2 separate regions of the Homo sapiens genome follow, and region 2 is linked to region 1. The links are chromatin contacts, found by Hi-C in ENCODE. All regions are on one chromosome and are shown on one strand. The core of a region is the stretch at or near the end of the contact, and the rest is flanking DNA. Distances in the headings are between cores, read along the strand shown. Region 1 has its middle 85 kb from the start of SLC1A3. Region 2 has its middle 37 kb from the start of SLC1A3.

Region 1 (7,238 bases), core at 2,607-5,106:
ACAGATGCATAGACCAGTAGAAAAGAATAAACAGCCCAGAAATAAGGCCACACACCTACAACCATCTGATCTTTGACAAAGCAGACAAAGACAAGCAATGAGGAAAGAACTCCCTATACAATAAATGGCACTAAGATAACTGGCTAGCCATATGCAGAAGATCAAAACTGAACCCCTTCCTTACACCATATACAAAAATAAACTCAAAACGGATAAAGACTTAAATGTAAAAACCAAAACTAAACTCTAAAAACTCTGAACAATAACCTAGGCAATATCATTCTGGACATAGAAATGGGCAAAGATTTCATGACAAATATGTCAAAAGCAATTTCAACAAAAGTGAAAATTGACTAATGGGATCTACTTAAACTAAATAGTTCCTGCATAACAAAAGAAACTATCAACAGAGTAACAGACAACCTATAGAATGAGAGAAAATTTTGTAAACTATGCATCTCACAAAGGTCTAGTACCCAGCATCTATAAGAAACAAACAAATTTACAAGAGAAAAACAACCCTATTAAAAATTGGGCAAAGGACATGAACAGACACTTTTCAAAAGGAGATGCACATGTCTAACAAGTACATGAAAGAAACCTCAACATCACTGATCACTACAGAAATGCAAATCAAAACCACAATGAGATACCATCACACACCAGCCAGAATGGCTATTACTAAAAAGTCAAAAAATTACAGATGATAGCAAGGTTGTGGAGAAAAGGGAGTGCTTATACACTGCTGGTCTGACTGTAAATTAGTTCAGCCACTGTGAAAAGCAGTCTGGTGATTTCTCAAAGAACTAAGAACTACCATTCAACCCAGCAACCCATTATTGGGTATATACCCAAAGGAATATAAATTGTTCTACCACAAAGACATATGCATGTGTATGTTCATTACAGCACTATTCACAATAGCTAGGACATGGAATTAACCAAAATGCCCATCAACAGTTGACTGGATAAAGAAAACGTGGTATACATACACCATGGAACACCACACAGCCATAAAAGAGAACAAAATCATGTCTTTTGCAGCAACATGGATGGAGCTGGAGGTCATTATCCTAAGTGAGCTAATGTAGGAATAGAAAACCAAATACCACATGTTCTTACTTATAAGGGGGAGCCAAACACCAAATGCACATGAATACAAAGAGGGAAACGACAGATACTGGGGCCTACATGAGGGTGGAGGATGGGAGGAGGGTGAGGATTGAAAAATACCTGTCAGACACTATGCTTATTACCTGGGTGATGAAATAATCTGTACCAAACCCCTTTGACACACAAGTTACCTATATAACAAACTTTGCACATATACCCCTGAATCTAAAATAAAAGTTAAAAAATAAAATACAATTTAAAAAAACTTATTTTGATGATGTTAGTGGTGATATTAACAAATGTGATGTGTATCATAATAAAAATATGATAACATTTGGAAAATCAAGCATAACTCAATGAACCAGTATTTTCGAAATGACTGATGCATGGTATTACAAAATTATGCCTAGGTAAATATACACTCATAGTGCATGATAGACCAATAGATTTTAGTGTAATGAAGTATGAAAAGTTTACTGATATGGCTTCAGATTCTACATTGTAACTAACCTTTAATTATGCCCACTTTTCAAGTTTTATGAAGTATCTCACTCAAACTCCCTGTCTCCTGTGCCCTGATTACCCAAAATTATCTGCAAAGGCTATGAAAGTACTCTTTTTTTTTTTCAATTACATACCTGCATGAAGCCAGATTTTCAACATATACTTCAACCAAAACAACATATTGCAACAGATGGAACGCTGAAGCAGAGATGGGAACCTAGCTGTCTGCTATTATGCCAGACATTGACGAGAGCTACAAAAATGTAACATGATGTCACACTTATCACTAATTACTTTTTGTTTTGGGAAATATGGTAATTTTTCACAAAAATATGTTATGTTAATGTAGGATGGGTTTATTATTGTTGTTAATGTTTTTATTATTGTTAAGTTAATGTTTTTATTTCTAAAACAGTATACATTTACAGATTTACCCCCCAAAACAGGTTTTGGGGGCAGTCCTCATTTTTAAGAATATAAAAAGATCAGAAGACCAAAGAGTTTGAGAACTGCTGACTTTTTGCAACCTGATGAAGTTGGAAGTTTTGTTATCCTCATTCTACAGATGAAGTAACTAATATTTTGCGAAGTAATTTTCCAGGGTTATGCAGGAGATGACAAGTAGCAAAGGCAAGCTTTAACTCAGGATCCCTGGCTACTGGGCCCAGATTCTTAAATACTGCAACATCCTTCTGGAGTCTAGTCAGACAATTTAGCTGTAGCAGCCCCTAGAGTGGGCTTTATCATCACCCCCAATTTTTCCCATTCTTAGTGGCACAATTACAGAAAAAGGCAGCATGACCTTTCCCAGGATAGAGCCTCCATGAATGAACGTAGGTTGGTGACTGTGGGAGTCAGTACTCTGGTAGACGGGGGAGGAGTGGGAGAAGCAGTCAATTCTCACCTATTGTCCATGCTTTTCTAAGTATATGTCCGGATTCTCTCAACCCTCAGACTCCACACTAAGACTTGATATTTTCCAGTGGGGTTGACTGAAGCAGTGACCCAATCTGCAAGCAGATGTTGAGTACAGGCTCTTCCTCTCACCTTCTAGTTCTGCCCTGTCCAATACAGTAGACACTGGACTCATGTAGCTATTTGAATTTACATTCAAATTAGTTAAGTAAAATAAAATGAAAATTTCAGTTCCCCAGTCTTACTACCATATTTCAGGTACTCAGAAATCATGCCCTGTACATGTTTCTTGCAGGTACTGGGGTCTTTGGAAACCCTTGCAGTCTAGTGAGAAATGTTCTGGCTTTGCAGTCAGTTGAACCTGGGGCCACTGGACAATAAAAATACCCAGATAGTTGTTGTTGTTGTGGTGGTGTTGGTGGTGGTGGTGAGGTGATGGTGGTGGTTAGTGCTGGTAGTGATGGTGGTGGTGGAGGTGGTGATGGTGGTGATGATAGTGATGGTGGTGGTGGCAGTAGTGGTAGTGGTGGAAGAGGTGGTAGTGGAGGTGGTGGTGGTAGTGATGGAGATGGTGGTGGTTGTGGTGATGGTGGTGATGGTGATACTGATAATGTGATGGTAGTTGTGATAGTGATGGTGGTGGTGATGATAGTGACGGTGGTGGTAGTGGTGGTAGTGATGGTGATGATGCTGGCAATGGTGATGGTGGTGGTGATGATAGTGGTGGTTGTGATAGTGATGGTGGTGGTGGTGAGGATGATTGAAAGCACTGAAGACCAGGTTCTGCCCTTGGGATTGATAAATGTTGGGTTTCTCACTGTGCAGTCTTTAGATTCTGTGCATTAGAGTCCCAGGTGTGTTTCAGCCCTACTGAGCCAGAATCTCTGGGAGGGAATCTCTTCTTTCCACAAGCTCTTTGGGAAATTATTAAGTGCCCCAAAGTTTGGAAGAATTGTGATAGATTAAAGCTGTGGTAGCATATTAAACATTCACACATAAGAAGCAAGAAACTCTAACTCTCCAGGAGGCTTACAATGAACTCTGAATATTCCCGGGTGTTCCTATCACAGTCCTCTTCAGTAAGCGCTAGTCCTTGGCTGTTTGGCTCCAGGAAGCACAGACTCCAGGTGGGAGGGCCTCCGGCCACTACAACGCAGCAGGATTCCTAGAAGCCAGGCACACAGCGTGTCTCCTCTGAGAGAGGCACAGAGCCTCACAAGGCTTATTGGGGGGAAAGACCAAGTTCCTATTACAGCCACTATCCAGTGTCTACACTAACACATGCCAAGCTCAGCTCCAGGCCATGTCCCAGGCCAGCTGACTTGGCTTTCTCCCCTCAGCATTGCAATTTACCATTTCCCGGAACCAAAAAGCCTTAAGTCTCTCCATGCCCTCTGTAGACGTACCAAGACGGGGCCTTTTCCCTACCTGGGCTAGTGTTCAATAGATGAGGCTGAGATTTTAAAGCCCTGCAGCAGTGAGTCTGTGAGAATCCTCTTGCTTTATTTGCCTTTTTGTTAGGCTTTCTTTAGAAATTCGTTGGTGTGTAACTCCCGGTAGGCATGACTACAACTGGGTGTATGCTCCCTCTCCCTTAGGAGTTCAGGAGGAGATTGGAATGTGGTTCTGAGTAGATGGGGAATCTCATTAATCAATGTGGGTAGGGCTGGTGGAAAAAAAAAGTTTTAGTATATGGCAAGCTTGAAAGGCCCACAGAATTTTCTTAAATTCTCTTCAAAGCATGCAGTTGAGTACTCTTGTTTAGCAGGAACTTTGCTGTAACATGACTTTCCTTGGCTCAGAGTATGGGGTTACAGAAGACCTCACTGGGACCCAGCCAAGGAAGTTAGATTAGCAGAAGTACCAGAAGTACTGGATGAGAACATAGTGTCATTGAGAATGTGGTCCTGGAAAAAAAGATCTCAAGGGCAACCATACTGCAGGATTTCAAACCACAGCAGGCCAGGGAAGTTCCTGATGAGAGAAGAAGCTGATCCTCACGGGACCAGGTGACTGTAATGCAGGCTGAACATTCCAGAACCCAAGCAAGGCTCATGCAGGCAGAACTGTTGCTGGGCCCATTGCCAAGTCCGGCCACTCTGACACTGCCCAGGAAAGCCATGGAATCCTTCTTTCCTATAAGGACATAGTCAATTATGCATTTATGAAGCACCTAGCATATGCAGAAAAGCATGCATGGGCTGGGCGCAGTGGCTCACATCTGTAATCCCAGTACTTTGGGAGACCGAGGCGGGTGGATTACCTGAGGTAGGAGCTCGAGACCAGCCTGGCCAACATGGTGAAGCCCCATCTCAACTAAAAAAAACACAAAAAAATTTGTTGGGCATGGTGGCACATGCCTGTAATCCCAGCTGCTCAGGAGGCTGAGGTGGAAGAATCACTTGAACCTGGGAGGCGGAGGTTGCAGTGAGCCGAGATCATGACACTGCACTCCAGCCTGGGTGACAAGAGTGAAACTCCGTCTCAAATAAAAAAAAAAGAAAAAGAAAAGCATGCATGGTTCTTCAGCATAGAATTGGAAAGAAATGAAACAATAGTGCCTCTGCCATGAAAGATGTTTATGTTCAATTAGAGGTCAAAAGTGTGGCTATGAGGAAAATAATAAGTAATCATAAAATTATTAGTGTGGTACAAGCACAGTAAATGTATTTTAAAGAAAGGGACTCATAAAGGCAAAGAGTGTATTTTAATTGTGATTATACTTCAAAAGAGAATGGTTAAGATGAACAATCCAAAAATTAATTATTGGCTAACTTGTAGGCTGGTAGCTGGCAGAGATGCGTGTATGCATGTGCGTGCATGTGTATATGTACATGTGCATGTGTGTGTGCATGTGTGTGCACGTGTACTTGCGTGTGTGAGCACATATGTGTGTGCGCATGTGTATGTGTGCATTGTATGTGTGTGTGTGCATGTGTATGTGTGTTGGCACCACTGTGCAAGCACCCCAGAAGCATGAAAGCTGAGCCACATCCATCCCTCCCTCTCTCCTTATGGTTTGTTTCCTTGTCATGGATTTTTTCCTCTCTCACTCTCCCTTCCTACCCTTCATCTTCATGTTTCCCTTGCCTGTGCCCTTGATCAGCTGGTGGAAGAGATTAGAGAATGTGTTTTCCCTCCTACTGATTCTTTCATTGCTCTGCACCCTCCTGCTCCTTCCACCCTCGTACCTAGCCAGACCTCAGCTGCACATATTGCTCCAAGTGTTTGGGATTATTTCCCAGTGTGTGGTAAGGAGGAGAATCCCAGTGCCAGCAATTCCATGCCGTCTCTGGATCCTAATAAGTTGGCAGCCAAAGAAATGCAGGCCAACGCAATGAAACCTTCCAGGGAGCCAGCCATTCTTGGATGACTCTGTGGCTCCGACTCACACTTCACCCCCTACTTTTGTTTTCTTCTTCCCTACAACAGCAAACAAATTATACACGAATTCAAAGCACAGGCCTGGTGAAGGGTGTTGCGGCTTCTGTTGCTCTTTCTTCTCTGAACCTATTGCTGCTCCCCAGGACCTCCCTGGCTGGGATGGATGTGGTTGTTCTCATGTGAATAAGAGTACAAGGCAGAGGCTGAAGTGATCCAGTCCTAATCATGTTAGGATTCAAGGCTCTACTTGTCCCTCGGTGTAGGTCACTTAGGCATTAGCACAGGGCCTTGCTTAGAGTCCCCGTTCAATAAATACAGCATGTGTCTGTCAACTGCTTCATGCAGGCTCCAAAAATGAGCCATGGGAAAAAGAAGTCACCTCTCCTAAAGCTTGCCAACTTCCTGGAGCATCTGAGAAGTTGCAAGATGGCAGTGGTGATTATGTTTTTGTCGTTATGGTCTGGGTGGGTAGGTCCATGTGGCTGCGCTTATTGGTGCTAATGACATCAAGGATCGGTTCCCAAAAGGCCAGCAGGCTTTGTGTAAAAGAAAATGTGCTGTGTGGCCCTGAATTCCCCTGCCCTCAGTCATGGACTATGGAGAGTGGCCTTGCTCTAGCCTCGACAGAGCGTAGGCTGGTTTAGGTCATGTTCATCTGGGAGACAGGGAGGTGGGAGACTTCCAAGGAAACATCTCACTGAGGGCTACTGGCAGCAGCAGGAAATAAATAAAAGAAAGCACATTCACGTCATAACTGTTTCCTCCTCTTCTCTGTCCAAATCCTAGCTGGCTTTTCACCCATAGACGAGGCCCATGTCAATGCCACCCCTGTCTCTTGGGCAAATGTTCCTTTATTGATTTTCTGGCATACGTCTACTTGCTTTACTGGGACCAGGGACAAAGAGCTGCCCCCACACATACCCACACACAGGCTGTGAGATGTTGGGTAGGTTACTTAACTTCTTTCAGAGCCAGGTTTCTCATTCATCAAGTGACAGAATAAAAAATCCACATCACAATCCTCCATTGGGACAATTAAGTCAGATAAAGCAGGCAAAAGTGCCTAAGTCATTTGTAAATTGACATGAAAATGCCATCATTTTTTCTCAAGCAGATTTCTGCTCCAGAAGAGAAAAGAATTGCTTTTCTACAACTACAGAGACTCCCAATTGAATCCACAGCCCATCTATCTATATTTACTCTTAGAGTTAATTTTTCATGGTCACCAACTAAAGAATTTTAAAAAAATTAAGGCAGGTGACTTCTAGTAAAGTTTGCAGATTAAACACGACCATCCACTTTCTTCCCCTCCTAAAACACCA
Region 2 (7,238 bases), core at 2,591-5,090, 48 kb after region 1:
CTATTTGTTTGACTTTTTTCATAATACAAAGTTTTCTTTAAGAATATCAAATATTTCATAGAATTTTCTGGAGGGTTAAAATCTGAGGCAAAAAAGACAATGAAAAATATCATAGTTACACTCTTTGTACCTTTACATAATTTTCTTAAGATAGATTGCTCAAAGTGAGTTTCTGGATCAATTAGTCTATATTAATTTAAGCCTTTTGATGCAATATTTTATTAAATTACCTTTCAGAAAGATTTTAGTATTTGCACTCCTAATGATAAAAAATTTGCATACAAGAAAGTATATTTCTCCATATCCTCATCATCACAGAGTACTTACTATCAAAAAAACTTTGATAAACAAAACCTGTCCTGAATTTTGTGTTGTCATTTATTTAGTATGTAATATTCATAATTTAAATGTCATTTACAGTAATTCTATGAATTTCCTGTTCATGTTCTTTGTTCTTTTTTTATGGTAGTCTGATTTTTAAAGTGATGATTAAGGTCTCTTTATATATTAAGAAAAATAATTCTGTGTCTGTCATTCTGTCACACATATTGCCGTTTCTTCTATTTTTTTTTTTTTTTTTTTTTTTTTTTTTGAGATAGAGTCTTGCTCGCTCTGTTGCCCAGGCTGGAGTGCAATGGCACGATCTTGGCTCACTGCAACCTCCGCATCCCAGGTTCAAGTGATTCTTCTGCCTCAGCCTCTCAAGTAGCTGGGACTGCAGGTGCCTGCCATCACGCCCAGCTAATTTTTGTACTTTTAGTAGAGACAGGATTTCACCAGGTTGGCCAGGCTGGTCTTGAACTCCTGACCTCAGGTGATCCACCCAGCTTGGCCTCCCAAAGAGCTGGGGTTACAGGCATGAGCCACCACACCAGGCCTCATTTCTTCATATTTTGTCATTTACTTGTTAACTATGTGTTTTTTCCCCAAATAGACCATTTTAATTTCAAGTCTTTCCTTCATGATTGCGTGTTATGATTTTAATCCCAAGATTAAATATTTATCTATTTTTGTATTTAATTAATGTCTCCCTTTACATTAAATACTTTAATCTTACAGGAATATATTTTATTATAAGGTATGCCCTAGTGTACTAACTTTATTTTTCCAAATGGGTAACTAGCTTCCCTTATCATATCTTAAATATATATACTTGAGTCCCTTTCTGTAGTTTCTGTTGTCTTTTCAATTATCTGTTTATCTGTTTCTGGGCCAGTTTCATACAATTTTATTTGCTGTAGCACTACAATGTATCTTAATCTCTGATACAGCAGAGCCTTATCATTCCCTTCCTGTTCAACATTTTCTTTTGTTTTCTCTTTTGTTAATTCTTCCATGTGAACTTCAGAAGCATTTTGTCAAATTCTAAGAGAAATTCTATTGGCATTTTGATTGAAAATGTTACAGCTATAGATATTAGGGGAGAATTTACATCTTTACTATAGAAAGTCTTCTGTCCAGGAACATAACGTGTCTCTGTATTTAATGGTCTTTTTGTTCTCTCAGGAAAGTTTTTAGTTTCTTTCAGGCAGGTCTTACACATTTTAAGTTTATTCCTAGTTACTTTGTATTTTTTGTTGCTTTTGACAGCTATATGATTTTTTTCTATTTTATTTTCTAACAAAGGTTTTATCTTTATGTCTTATCATCCAATCTGTAACTTAAATTGGCTTACAGAGTGAGATAAAGAACTAACTCCTCTCTTCCCTGAATCGATGAGCTTTTTTCCAAATAGCAGCCTCCATGGAATATTTAGTCACCAAAAAAAGTTAATACAAAAGTACATAACAAGCCAGGAGTGGTGGCTCAAGGCCTGTAATCCCAGCACTTTGAGAGGCCGCAGCAGGCGAATCACCTGAGGTCAGGAGTTCAAGACCAGCCTGGCCAACATGGTGAAACCCCATCTCTACAAAAATACAATAATTAGCTGGGCATGATGGCAGCTGCCTGTAATCCCAACTACTCGGGAGGCTGAGGCAGGAGAATCACTTGAACTGGGGAGACAAGAGGTTGCCATGAGCCAAGATCACGCCATTGCACTCCAGCCTGCATGACAGAGCAAGATTCCGTCTCAAAAAAAAAAAAAAAAAGTATGTATACACTGTGATTGTAATTATGTAAAAATATACAAGCATATTGCCAAAGATTAGAAAATAATATATAAAACTGGAAAGCAGTTTTGTAAGAGTGAATTTTTTATGTTTAAATTTTTCTATTTAAATTGGTTTTCTTTATAATCTTGTTTTCACAATTAATATAAACTGGATATTGAAGAGTTCATTTTTCCTCAGCATCCTTTTGAATGTAACAGTTTCTTGTATTTCACATTATGTACCTAGTGCTTTCAGGTGTTAATTGAGTGGCATTTCCCAAGCTAGACAACCTGGTGCCTGCTTAAAATAAGAGACGAAAAAAGAGAAACCCATGTATGCCCTCAAATATTAAATTCTGGAATAGGGACTTCTGTTTGGCTTAAGTCATGCAGTGTTTTTCTCCTTGCCTAAAAATTTGAAACAAATATTGTTCTGTGTGCCATGAACATTAAAAGGTTTTGGAAGAATCACAGCTCCTGTTGGCAAACACCTGCCACTCCATGGCCTGAATAAAACTTCCCCATCCTCTTTCAGGCTGCGTCTCTCTATTTGTCTCTCCCATGACATTTTTAGAAATTTCTATTTCTTTGTTAGTTGAACTCCATGTCTTAGCATCCCTGTCACCCTCAGGATTACTTCGTGTCATTGCTTTCTTCTCTCAGTCTTCCCTTTTTTTGTTGAAAGCAATTTCCAATACAGATGTGCATAAAGATCCCTGTGTTCCAAGCAGAATTAGGAGAGGATTCTCTTCCTTTGCAAAAAGGCTGCCATGCTATTGCCATTGAGGAACATCTTATCCTACGTTGGGTGAAGTAGAAGCAGAATGGGATACAATTATTATTATCTGTGTCAAAGAGAGTGGTGGATTTTCTAAAGTGCTCAGGATAGATAAAATTGATATGTCAAAGAGTGTTAATAGAATACCTCAGTGGCCTAGCATCATTTGAACATAAACTAGTTAATGGAAGTAAACTTTCCAGATAACTGAAGATTCTCACTGCCAGTCCAACTATTGTATTTCGGTATAGTATAGTGATGATCTCACTGCTTGTAAAGTTTAGGGTCATCTGCCCCTGCATTCAATAGCCTCAAACCCCTACACTTTATTAAAATTAGGCCTGCCTTTTGCCAGACTCTAAGTTGTTCCCTTTTTTCCTATCAGAGTCATCTCTTTCTAGCAGCATCCCACCTCCTTAATTTACTTCTACTCTATCATGGCCTAGAAACCAGATGAACACACAATTGCTGAATTGAGTCCCAATGAAAACCTAAGAAAATTCTGGGACATGTTCCTTAGCTGTCCCCTGCTACGGCTTTGGGAGGTCTAATGTCTCCTAAAATCTTTCTTCCTTGGTAGGACCGTATAGGAATAACACACCATTCATTCATTCATTCCTTTGTTCGTTCAATGAAAAATCCATTCACTATGCCAGATACTGGACATACACTAGTAACTAGGACAGACGACTAGTCTTTGCATGCAAGAAATTTAAAATCTAGTCCTACAAATGGATATTGTGAATTGAGCTTCCAAGAGTACCATGAAAGCATGGAACAGGAGAACTTGTCTACATAGGTCAACTGATAATTCAAATTACAAAAAGAAAAAAAAAGTCCTACATTTCAAAAGGACAAATTTGCTGCCAGGAAACCATAATAGTCCTATTAGAGGCATGAGTCAGAAGCTCTTCAGGGAATAAGTTGTTTCTGGCAGAGGAGGTTGGTTCTGAAAGCAGGTCCAGTCCCGTGCACAGCTTCACGCTCCAGGGCTGCAGCAAGAGACCGGTCCTCTCACACACACCCACCCACCCCTGCAGCTTCTCTTCACACTGAATCTACACAAGCCCGTTTGCTACTGGAGGAAGATATGAATATAGTCGTTGGGGGACTTGAATTTGTACCCATAGCTGGTTGAGCCAGGCAGGAGAAAGGTACCATGATACATGACTTCCCCAGAGGGTTGCAGGAGTCAGCCAAGGGGTCCTCACTTTCAAGAATAAATAAAATGGAGGAATATAGACTCCTCTCTGGACAGTTTCAAATTTGAAGAGACAGCTAAGAAAGAGAAGTGTGAAAATTTCCATGAGATGAGTATTTTGGTCGCTGGTAGAAGCATCGAGTTCACAATTTAGTTTAGGAAAATCTGAACCAGTATTTCTATTCTTTCCTTACAGTTCCAAATTTTGTGCCAGAAATTGAAAAGACTTACTCTCCTGTGCATCTCCCCAAACCTCCCACTTTTTGTATGTTTTTGAAAAGATGATAAGCAGTGGGCTTTCCTAATGGTTCCTGACAGTAAGCAGGGCAATGGGCTAAATTATTTAAAAATAAGAAAAAACCTGGAAAAATATTTAACAAGCTAACTGGTGGTTTTTGTTGTGTTCCAAAATGAGAGGCATTCAAAAGAAGGGCCTTTCTGCTTCCTATTCAAGCAGAAATTCAAGATATCAAGCCCCAAAACAGGGCCCCCGGAGCAGGGAGATGAGGTCACAGCTGACCACATGAGTGGATCTTGTCCAAGAAAACTCTTTGAAGGTATCCCTTATGGTAACTGAACAGATTGTCCCCTGAGGTTGAAGCAAACACAGATAAAAAACACTCGGGAAAAGCCACTGGCATGGCACAGGGATGATAAAACGCCTGCTGATTTCAGCTACTCAATGCAGGCTTCAGGCCATTTTTCCTTAACTCAGTCCTATGTTTACCCTAAACTCCAGAACTCTCAGTTGTGAAGAGTAAGAGGCTGATGGGTGTCCATTCAATCTGCTTATCATGAAAATTACATGAAAGCTTCCTTCTACTTCATAAGAACCCAGGAATTAAAAATGCAAATTTAATCAGGGACTCCAGGCTCTCCACTCATCCAGAATAATCTTCCTAAAAAGTCCCTTTCACTACCCATTGCTCAGAAGCCTGCACAGTCCTCTCAAGTCCGATATAAATGCTTTATAAACAGCCTTGCTGACGTAAGCTTGCTCCTGGGGACACAAGTACTCTGTTCATTTGAGGAAGGTTTCCACATTCTCCCATGTATCTTGTTGACGTCCATACCTGTGCCTGAGCACAGACTACCCTTCTCTGCTAGGTGCACCTGCTCATCTCCATTTAGGCCTCAAGAGGAACATAAGTCCTGACTTTTTCATGCAACCCTTTCTCCCATCATTGACAAACACTTGATTTCTACCCAATTTTTCACAGGTATCTTCACATCAGGGAGCGAGGAGCCTCTGAGATCCACGTAACCCCAAGATCGTGGTGTCTGTGACTTAAAGTAAACATGTGCAGAAAACTAGTTGCCCAAAACCTTGTACAGACTCCAGCATAAGAAAGACAGGGTATTCACAACCAAACTTTCCCATGCATGTCCAATCTCCCGACCCTCCCAGAATCTTTGGGACATAAAGATTATTAAAGTCTCTAGGGCCATACAAGTGTCAGCCATCAAGCTGATTATACCATAGAGAGAGGTGGTCTGTGGGTTTCCTTCCTTCTCCCATCCTCCCTGACTTGCTTTTGAATAGTTTGCCTTGAGTTGGTAGTAAAATGTCCACCTTTCTATCTGGGTCTTTTTCCATGAGCTATTCTATCCTTTGCAGTATGTTTTACATCAACCTATATCCACCCCAGAAGCTGGTATACTTCCAAGTTTTTGCCGTTTTTTCACTGTACTTGGAACATCTTTGTCCTCCTCTCCTCCTGGGAAATGTCTCACCAGTCTTTCCAAGGTTCAGCTCAAATGTAACTTCTTTCTTCATCTTCTCTTTACTTCACTCTTACATAATATTAACTACTCCCTCTTCCCTATCTCCAAGGTATCTTATTCTTTACTCTGTTTTAGAACTCATCAATTGTGTATAGTCAATTGTTTATATATCTGCCATTCCCAGCCCCTGGAGAGGAAGAACTAACTTATTCTTTATACCCCCAGTTCCTGGCCTTGTGCCAAGCACATAGTAGATGTTCTTAATGTATGGAATTGAATGCGAAGTGCCCAGAGGATCTTGAAATGGGCCGGGTGCCACTCTTTTCCACACAGGTAGAAGAGGTCTAGCCTCGGGCAATATTCTGCTGCTTCTGCTGCTTGCTGGAGGCCCTATTGACTCTCCCATGTCAACACACAGTTTCTTCCTTCTTATCCCAGCTCTGACACCCACTTCTGGTTCTGCTTATTCTGCAGACCCATTGCAGGCCAGCTTCTCAAATGTTAGTCTTTTGACCCCTCTCTGCACAAGCCTAAGTACTTGCCTATTATACTTGAGCCTCAGTTTCCTCATCTGATAACCTACTGTTAGCACTGTTGTATAGAGAAAAATGAGATGTGTATATAAAAAGTGTTTTGTTCTGAAATGTCGAACAATAATGCAACCAAACTTAAGTTTATATTTTAAGGTAAAATATATTTCTAATCCAATAATAGTGATGATGCAAAAACAACTCACAAACTTGGCATGCAAAGGAGTTGGAACTATGTTTTTGTGTGGCCGAATAGATTAAGAAAAAAAAATTATAACAATGTTAGTATGATGGAAAAAATATAAAAAGTTACTGAATATTAACTTGAAAGTTACTGAATATTACCAGTTTTAAGAATGAGAAATGAAAACCTTTTTTTTTTTACATCCTTAAGACATCTGATTATTATCTCTCCATAGACACCTCAAATCCAATATGTTCAAAAATAAACTCATTATCTCTTATCCACTCACCCTCCCCCAAACACACTTGCTTCTATACCTACATTCCTTCTTTTGGCCAGTGCCTCTACTATCCATCAGTCCCTCAAACCTGGAGGACCTACCGCTGACTCCTCACCATCCCTATTCCACCTGCCCATCCAATTGGTCACCAAGTACCATGGAGTCTAAATGCTAAAATGCCTCTTGATTCTCTCTCCTCTTATACAAACTCATTGACCCACTTTTAGGTGCTCACAATTTCTCACCTGTTCTGATTCATTTGTGTCCAATTAGATCTTCTGTCTACAGTTCATCCTCCCAAATGCCACTAGAGAGAGCTTCCAAAGACACGAAGCTTAACAGGCCACTTTAAAGTATTCTAGGACTCCCCAAAACTCCTTAGCATGTCATTCAAATTCTTTCATGATTTCACCTCTGCTTACCTTTCTTTCAAGTTATACTTTTAAGA

What was found. Hi-C counts contacts between places; a loop is a spot of excess contacts on that map. Pooled maps may share reads with other maps.
Region 2: a map of Right ventricle myocardium inferior shows a loop between it and region 1 (2.4-fold over the local background). The contact joins two enhancer-like sites. A Hi-C loop is called at or near these places in 2 of 168 maps with a recorded cell type or tissue (Right ventricle myocardium inferior and endothelial cell of hepatic sinusoid) and 3 of 50 pooled maps.

What each region holds. Positions count from the first base shown.
Region 1 is chr5:36,518,260-36,525,497 of GRCh38, forward strand. No RefSeq gene overlaps it. Among named protein-coding and RNA genes, the nearest start is that of SLC1A3, 85 kb to the right of the region's middle. Within about 2 kb of position 3,857, at least 3 of the 41 ENCODE cell types and tissues checked have a DNase peak (open chromatin) inside an H3K27ac peak, as active enhancers do.
Region 2 is chr5:36,565,836-36,573,073 of GRCh38, forward strand. No RefSeq gene overlaps it. Among named protein-coding and RNA genes, the nearest start is that of SLC1A3, 37 kb to the right of the region's middle. Within about 2 kb of position 3,841, at least 5 of the 41 ENCODE cell types and tissues checked have a DNase peak (open chromatin) inside an H3K27ac peak, as active enhancers do.